Linked DNA regions of Homo sapiens: regions 1 and 2 are each linked to region 3. A link is a contact called in ENCODE Hi-C or POLR2A ChIA-PET data. All regions are on one chromosome and are shown on one strand. Each heading gives the region's core, a stretch centred on a gene start or an enhancer-like site at or near the end of the contact. The rest is flanking DNA. Distances are from core to core; before and after follow the strand shown.

Evidence for each region. Hi-C counts contacts between places; a loop is a spot of excess contacts on that map. ChIA-PET counts read pairs that join two places held with the same protein, here RNA polymerase II (POLR2A). Pooled maps may share reads with other maps.
Region 1: a loop to region 3 is called in a map of vagina, with 6 times the contacts of the local background. The contact joins the promoter of LINC01204 here to the enhancer-like site in region 3. A Hi-C loop is called at or near these places in 6 of 168 maps with a recorded cell type or tissue (IMR-90, ascending aorta, chondrocyte and 3 more) and 11 of 50 pooled maps. POLR2A ChIA-PET finds 5 or more read pairs at or near these places in 4 of 52 experiments (AG04449, AG04450, BJ and 1 more).
Region 2: a map of endothelial cell of umbilical vein shows a loop between it and region 3 (8-fold over the local background). The contact joins two enhancer-like sites. A Hi-C loop is called at or near these places in 2 of 168 maps with a recorded cell type or tissue (endothelial cell of umbilical vein and posterior vena cava) and 2 of 50 pooled maps. POLR2A ChIA-PET finds 5 or more read pairs at or near these places in 6 of 52 experiments (AG04449, AG04450, BJ and 3 more).

The regions. Positions count from the first base shown.
Region 1 is chrX:45,503,962-45,506,661 of GRCh38, forward strand. It overlaps LINC01204 (long intergenic non-protein coding RNA 1204), which reads left to right and starts at 1,427. Exons shown (of 4, transcript NR_104644.1): 1 at 1,427-1,504. RefSeq lists an enhancer at 2,533-2,700.
Region 2 is chrX:45,696,381-45,699,080 of GRCh38, forward strand. No RefSeq gene overlaps it. Among named protein-coding and RNA genes, the nearest start is that of MIR221, 49 kb to the right of the region's middle. Within about 2 kb of position 1,416, at least 3 of the 41 ENCODE cell types and tissues checked have a DNase peak (open chromatin) inside an H3K27ac peak, as active enhancers do; they include IMR-90 and endothelial cell of umbilical vein, where a contact is called at or near this core.
Region 3 is chrX:45,620,500-45,623,199 of GRCh38, forward strand. No RefSeq gene overlaps it. Among named protein-coding and RNA genes, the nearest start is that of LINC01204, 120 kb to the left of the region's middle. Within about 2 kb of position 1,297, at least 4 of the 41 ENCODE cell types and tissues checked have a DNase peak (open chromatin) inside an H3K27ac peak, as active enhancers do; they include IMR-90, endothelial cell of umbilical vein and mammary epithelial cell, where a contact is called at or near this core.

The DNA.
Region 1 (2,700 bases), core at 177-2,676, 120 kb before region 3:
TCACTTCCCAGACTGGGCGGCTGCTGGGTGGAGGGGCTCCTCACTTCTCAGACGAGGTGGCTGGGCAGAGGCGCTCCTCACTTCCCAGACTGGGTGGCGGCCGGGCAGAGGTGCTCCTCACCTCCCAGACGGGGTGGCGGCCGGGTAGAGGTGCTCCTCACCTCCCAGAGGGGGCGGCCGGGCAGAGGCTCTCCTCACATCCCAGACGGGGCGGCCGGGCAGAGGCACTCCCCACATCCCAGATGATGGGTGGCCAGGCAGAGACGCTCCTCACTTCCTAGACAGGATGACGGCCGGGAAGATGCGCTCCTCACTTCCCAGACTGGGCCGCCGGGCAGAGGGGCTCCTCACATCCCAGATGGGCGGCCAGGCAGAGACGCTCCTCACTTCCTAGATGGGGTGGCGGCTGGGAAGAGGCGCTCCTCACTTCCCAGACTGGGTGGCCAGGCAGAGGGGCACCTCACATCCCAGACGATGGGCCGCCAGGCAGAGACACTCCTCACTTCCTAGACGGGGTGGCGGCCGGTCAGAGGCTTCAATCTCAGCACTTTGGGAGGCCAAGGCAGGCGGCTGGGAGGTGGAGGTTGTAGCAGCCGAGATCACGCCACTGCACTCCAGCCTGGGCAACATTGAGCACTGAGTGAGCGAGACTCCGTCTGCAATCCCGGCACCTGGGGAGGCCGAGGGGGGCAGATCACTCGAGGTCAGGAGCTGGAGACCAGCCCGGCCAACACGGGGAAACCCCGTCTCCACCAAAAAATACAAAAACCAGTCAGGCGTGGTGGCGCGTGCCTGCAATCCCAGGCACTCGGCAGGCTGAGGCAGGAGAATCAGGCAGGGAGGTTGCAGTGAGCCGAGATCGCGGCAGCACAGTCTAGCCTCGGGAACAGAGGGAGACCGTGGAAAGCGGGAGATGGAGAGGAGGGAGAGGGGAAGACCGTGGAAAGCGGGAGATGGAGACAAGGGAGAGGGAGAGGGAGAGGGAGCCTCTTATTTGTTCTTATAACCCAGTTGTGGTCTCTTTAAGTTTCTTCATTTGAACTTTCTGAGTTGAATTCTGTTTTCTATTGGGATCCAAACTGATAGGATGATTCCTCTATCTTACAGTACTTTCATTGATAGTACTAGATGTAGAACAGTACTATAGAAATTTAGAGAATGAAGAACAAAAATCTTGATCTTACAACCTCATTGCAGAAATGGGAAAGACATAAATACACACACAGGGATGTTAAGTCCCCAAACCCAATAAACAAGAGAAGAATCAACCCCATATGTACAGAGACAGGTGCAAGATGCACACAAGTAGGAAAGTGGGGAAGATAAACATGTTTCTCTGAGCCTCTGTTCCGACCACAGTGTGATTCACAAGTGCCTGCTTGTGCTGTGAGCTCTCCCATAGGGCAAGATCATCATAACACAATGTCACCCCAGGGAGTGCCCACATTTTAGCTTGCTTGTTGCTGGGGAAAAGACTTGCTGCTTTGTGTTTCATTTGATGAAGGTAATGCTTCCTTATCAGAAATTCATTCCATTCTAAGGTACTTTATGTTTTCCTGTTTCTCCAAAGTCTGTCATTTCCTACATGGTGTATATCTGTTTCCCTTTGTCATGGTTTAGAGGAAATACCACATTTCATGAAGATTTCATTTATGAGAAGGAAAAATAGCAGTTTTAATACTGTAAGTATTTTGTTGTTGTTGTTTTCTGAAGCAACGTAGTGAATCTCATGCATGATGGGCCAATGCTCCTCTCTCTGTGACTTCCTGGGGCATGTGCCCATGAACTGGGTGATGAGCCTCTTTGCAGACAGATATTGTTCTTTCATTTTGTTTTTATACAGTGGGGTGTATATCTTCAGCCACTCGTAGCTTAGTGCATTTTCAGTCTTGTTTTAGCCACTGGGCTAAACTGAAGCACAAAGGGCTCTTCATAATATCTTCCCATTATGGATTTGGGGCAGGGGGGCCTTACAAACACTTTTCTGTGGCTGTGTTTTGGATGGGCCCAGAAAAGCTCATTTCAGTGGTGTCCAGGGATACGTTGTTAGCAATCACTCAAGAAAGCCCACAGGGCAAAAGCTCTTGTAAAGCATTAGGATTTTACTTCTCTTAAATTCTTCAGGTAATATAAATGAGGAGAAAACTCTGGGAAGCCCCAAAGGAGGGCCTCTTGTGTTACTGTAATATACACAAATTTAATTTAACTGCACTTCAGAATTCATTTATTCATTCACTTAACAAAAATATATTAGGCACTTACTATGTGCCTGACACTAAGCAGGGTATGAACAACATTTAAAGTCAAAAAGGAATGGCCTTGGCCTTGGTCCTCAAGAAGTTTATAGCCCTGTGTCTTATCTGTTCACTACCATTTAAAGGCAACCCCAGAAGACAAATAACCTTCTTGGACTTATTTCTTAAGTTGTTCCACTTGTTTTATCACAGGCTATAAAAAGTGGTATTGTACATTGCAATTTTATCTTCTTTATTTTATTTAAACATTACAACTACTCTGTGAAGTCAATCCAGTTAGTATAACATCCTCCATTTTAAAAGTTAGGACTGAGATACTATGTAAGCCCAAAGATTTACCCTGCAGTCACAGTTGAGAGAAGTCAGGCCCTGAACCTCACTTGAGAAAAGCCTTTGCTTTCTCCACTTTACCACTGTCTTGTACCTGGCCTCTGTTACTATTTTC
Region 2 (2,700 bases), core at 166-2,665, 76 kb after region 3:
GTTCAACTCACATCTTGCAAAAGCAAACTGGAGACTTGAAACTAGGCTTTCTGACTATGTATCCTCTGATTCTCCATCTTGCCCTCTGTCCTCCATACCTTCTATGACATTACCAGGGTATCATGGAGGAGGCTAAGACTGTGAATTGCAGAGTCTAGGAAGTTTGATGGAACAAAAGTCCACCCCTAAAACCCTGGGGGCAGGTCCTGGCCCAGTTTAAGCCTGACTCAGAGAGAGACTTTTAAAAAAAGTTGTATAAGTCCTGATATTAATAATGTTTCTTCATAACCTACATATAAAAGGTCAGAAGGACAGGTTTCTGCTACTATCAAGTCTAGACTTCTGGCCATCCTTTGCTATCCCAAATGGACCTCAGGGCCTCATGCCACACATTGTGTGTATGTGTGTGTGTGTGTGTGTGTGCGCACACATGCATGTGGCTGTATACCTCCTAAATTTCTCCATTGTGAAACATACAGTCCTCTTTCTCTTTTTCCAATATATACACATGTTCCTAGAGTCCCCAAGGGCTGTAACTGCTCCAAGCAATTTTTTCCAAGTCAAAAGCAGCTGGCTGTCTCTAAGTGATGAGCTGAGAGTGAAACCAACTTCAGGAAACCGTCAGGCTAAAGCAAGCCCTTCACAGCCCTCAGATCTTGAGGAGATAATGGTGGAGACTGGGAGCAGAGCAGAACCCCAAGCTCTCTATCTGAAGTCACTCTAAATCTATTTGATTATCAGAACATGTTATCATTAAATATTATCAGGTTTCAGAATCCTTAGGCCCCTGAAGCTGTTGGCCATGTCCCAAACCTAGTGTCACCCCTCCCCTCAGTCCTCCAAACCAGGATTTCTTCTCATCCCCTGAACCCCACCTTTGGCCATATCCTTCTGAAAGATTATATGGAGTGCCCTTTAGCATTCTGGAGACTTTCTGAGTATTGAGCTTTGCAAAAGAGAAACAAATCTTGAAGCAATGAGAAATTTGAGTGTGTGGAAAGATTTTTCTCAAGTATGTATTGGCCTCAATGAGGAAAATGCATGCTTATTAAAATGTTTAGTTGGTCATAATAATTTAATTTTTCTAACAATATAATTTAACTTGATCATTCTTCATTTATGTATAGATTTTTAGAGCAGTGTTCTCCTTCCTTCTCTTACTCTCTTTTCTCCTTTCTAAAAGATACATATTAATCTCTGGGCTTCATTGCCTCAAAAGTGGATTCAAGAACTTCTTCAACTGTTAAGTTACTCCCTGTTCCTGAAGGGAAATAATTGGAACATCACCATCTGCAGCCATCTTGGAGAAAGACATGATTTTGAAGGAAGGCATTCAATGAAATAACATTCTGATTTGAAGTTAAATTGTCCAAGAGCTAACTTCCTCGACAGCTCTGATTCAGGCCTCCTAAAATGTTGCACACTCTGACTCATGCTTCCTTCTGGAAATGACAAAATTTCCTCGCCACCCTGATCTAAGCCGTCTGTTCTTGGTCCTCCATGCTCTCAGGAAGGGATTGGGTCGTATGTTACATTTTTTCCATGGTGGGCAAGGAAACTCATCTTTTGTTTTTTCAAAGGGAGAAACATACACACGCGCGTGCACACACACACACACAAGAATGACACACTGAAAATTCTGAAAATTAATACCAGGCAGAGCACCCCCACCCTCCACACCCCTGGAAAATAAATGCTGTTTAAGAATTGTAGAAACAAAAGGGAGTTGATTTTTTAACCATTTATGCTCCAAATATTTTTTTAAATGTTCAATTTTCTAAAGAAAAAAATATGTAGTAACTTTACAAAGCTAACATGTTTTATTAGTTAAGGTGGTCTGAAAGAGCTTGGATTTTGTAGGTAACTAATAATCAGTGTTGAGCATCACTGATCCATTTCCCAGGGAGATTGCATTCCCTTTGTCTCTGAAGAGATGCTTGGGGGAAAAGCCATGTTGGGGAACAGAGGAGAGGAAAAGGAGGAATAAGGAGAGGAAGGGATGCAATTGACAACAATATTTTTGTGGTACTGAAATCTGTTCTAGACTGTCCCATAGCAGCCTCAAATATAAATACGTGCCAATCTGTATCTTATAATGTATAACCCAGTACTCATTAGAAACACTACTCACTGGAGTGAAAAAAAGCACCCAGAATATTAATTCAGTATAAAGATTTACCACATAGTAAATAAGGATTTATTCTGAGGATAAGAATTTTGAGACCAGAAGTTTAAGGATATTTTTCTATATTCTCAGCTATAATAAATTAAAATTTTGATAAATGCTATATATATAATGTGTATAAAGTGAAGAATGACTTGCATATATATTTACATAGCCTTACATTTGTCCTCTCAGAGTGTCTTCAAACATGAAGATTGAGAAGGAGAAAATTGCCTTACACATTCTATCTCTTTTACTTTCCTCACAACAAAGCTATGGGCATCAGTCTTGAGTTCTATTCTCAGCTCTGCTACTGGGTTATTATGGGCTAGTAATTTAATTGAAAATGGAAGAATGGATCAGATGATTCCCAAAGACCCTTCCAATTTGAAATTCTATGACCCGATGTTTTGTTTATCTCCATGGGATGTTTTCTGTTTTCAAAGAAGACGCTAAGATGTATTTCCTATTCCTGTTAACAGCTCTTGACTGTGAGCTGGGAACCCCAACGGCTCTGCCAAGCCCAAGTCCTAGGA
Region 3 (2,700 bases), core at 47-2,546:
GTATTACATTAACTATTTCCAAACTGGTGTTGAGTTTGCTCAGTTCACCTGCCAGTAAGTAAAACCACATTCCAGTAGAGCTAAAGAATATGGGCAGCTCTTGAAATTCACCTTAATGGAATTTGAGCTATAGTTGATGGTGTAGATTTCTGCTTTATTCCTTAGTGTCATAAATGCCAGGATCATTTCTTACAGAAATGGGTAGGATGAGTAGAATAGGTGTTTGCCGTGAGTCTTCCATCTCCTCCGTAAGTTCCAAACACATTCCATTACAGATTCAGATTTTTGAATGAAGGCACTGACATTTACTGAAATGCATAAGCTCTTGTGGGAAACAAGCAATGAAACTTAACCATGAAGAATTAAGTCTATTAATTATTTCCTGAAAGTTGGAAGCAAAAATATGGGGAAAAGGGGAGGAGAAATTGGGAACACCATGGAGAGGAAAGAGAATACTGAAGAAAGCTTGGTCCACTTTCTCTTCTGCCTTATTAGTGTGTAATAAGCTTTAGAAAGTGGGTTTTGGTGGTAACTTTAGCCCGTCTGAAGCTGGACAACACCAGCAATTTCCCCAAGTCCAGTACACACACACACACACACACACACACACACACACACACAGTTTCCTCATTAAGTCCTACTCATCATTGAGGACTTTAACAATTCTTAACTGCCCATGGCATACTGACTACAACATCTCTCATAGTCTTTATAGCACTATATTGTAATTATTATTTTTCTTCTCTTCTTCACCAACTCTTAAAATCTTTGTGGGCAGTGACTGTGTCTTCTATCACAGTATCTTCTAACACCACATCTGGCATATAGTAGGTGCACAGTAAATTTTTATTGAGTGAATGAATGAAGAAAATGAAGCCACTTAGCTGCATTTTAACACTAAAACCCTAAATTTTTCTCCAAAAAGAATATGAATTTTTAAAGAATTATGAACGTGTTCCCCTCCCAACAATGATTCTTACGAATTTTCCATGGCTATAGCTTGCGTGTGAGTCTTACAAACAGCATTTGGCAGCAGTGTCCTTCCATATTTTCCGGGAAGAAGGAATTCTAAGTGATACATATTCAAAGAATTCTCAGGTTTTTGCATGGGTATGAAGATTTGGAGTTGGTGGGGAGGAATGGTTGGAGGAATGGGTGATAGAGAAGAAAGGAGTGAGAAGGAATATAAAGGACCAGTCACTATGGGTGGGGAAACCCAGGGTAAGAGCTGACAGAGGTTGGCAGAACCTCCAGGGCAAGTTTACTTTAGGTTGGCTATTCCCATTTCAAGTGTACACACGCCTCTGGAACTCCCTAAAGCCATTTGGAGGGGAAAACCACACCTACAGCTTCTGAAATGAAAAGTACCTCCAGGCCTCCAGAAATTAGTCCCGTGGTCTTACTATTACTCACTTCCTAGAAAAGTCATAGCTGGTCTATCCTGACCTTCAGAGCCTGCAGGAGTACAAACTCATTTTCCGAAGAATGATGATTCAAGAAGAATTTAGAGAAATCACTCAGGAAAGCCTCAGAAACAAATCTTTTTTGTCTTTTACTTTACTAAAACCTTCATGAACATTTTTACTGGGACTTTCTTTGGCAAGTTCTGGGTGAATCAGCATGAAAAACAAAAGCAATGTTGAAATTTAAATCTGTAAAGGATGTCATTTCCATTTTCTAAAAACTGCTCAGAACTTGAATGCGAAGTAATGATACATGCTTTCCAGCTTCATGTGAAGTCATACTTATAACCTGCAGCTTGGCATCATCTCTAGTTTTAGTGGTACTATTATTACCTATAGTTCTTTATTTTCTTCAACAACTTCAGTCTTGTTTTCCACCCTGGCATCGGTAACAGTAGTTCACCTTTAGAGAAAATATATTTACATTACCTTTACGTGTGTATGCTTACTTAGCAAGCAGAAAGCCAGTTTTGAGAATACTCTGTCCATTATTTCCTCCTCCCTTATGCCAGACTCTTGAGATTTTAACATTTGAATTAAGGCAAGGTTCTTTCTTCCAGTCTGGTTATGTCTTTTCAGGCCAAGTGAGTATGGCCTATGGATTCAAGCCCTAGATTGTAGCAAGTAGAAACTTGTTGATAGTCCCTCCCTGAAATAACTGCCATCAACCAAAAGAAGCAGATAATCCACTTTTGTGCTTAGGGCAGCATGTTTTGTAGATGCCATGCTGCAGGCATACCTATGTGGGCTTGTGAGAAATGAGGAATCTGGCCTATGTGCTTCAGCATCTGCAAACAAGCAAGCTCACAGTTCATCCCAGTCCAGCTCTTCCATCAGAGGATGACACATGCACCATTATTTTAATAAAGTCCATGTGTTGTGAATGAGTCTCATTCATCAATTGTCCCCCCAAAAGTTTTATTTCTTGCAACCACTGCATTTCATCTTTCTCACAATGAATTCATATTATAGGTACTCACAGATGTATATATTGACCTACCAATTACTTCAAAAGAAAAAGAATGGAGAGGGATATAGCAAAGAGATATAATAGAGATAGATAGATAGATAGATAGATAGATAGATAGATATAGATAGAATGCTTAAGGAACCACTGAATCAGTAAATCAAGCAACAAATGTGGGTGTTACTGGCATGCGTAGAATGATGGATGGATATTCTAGGAGCCTACATTAGGAGGACACTAAAACTTTCACTTTTTTCATCCCCTGTCAAA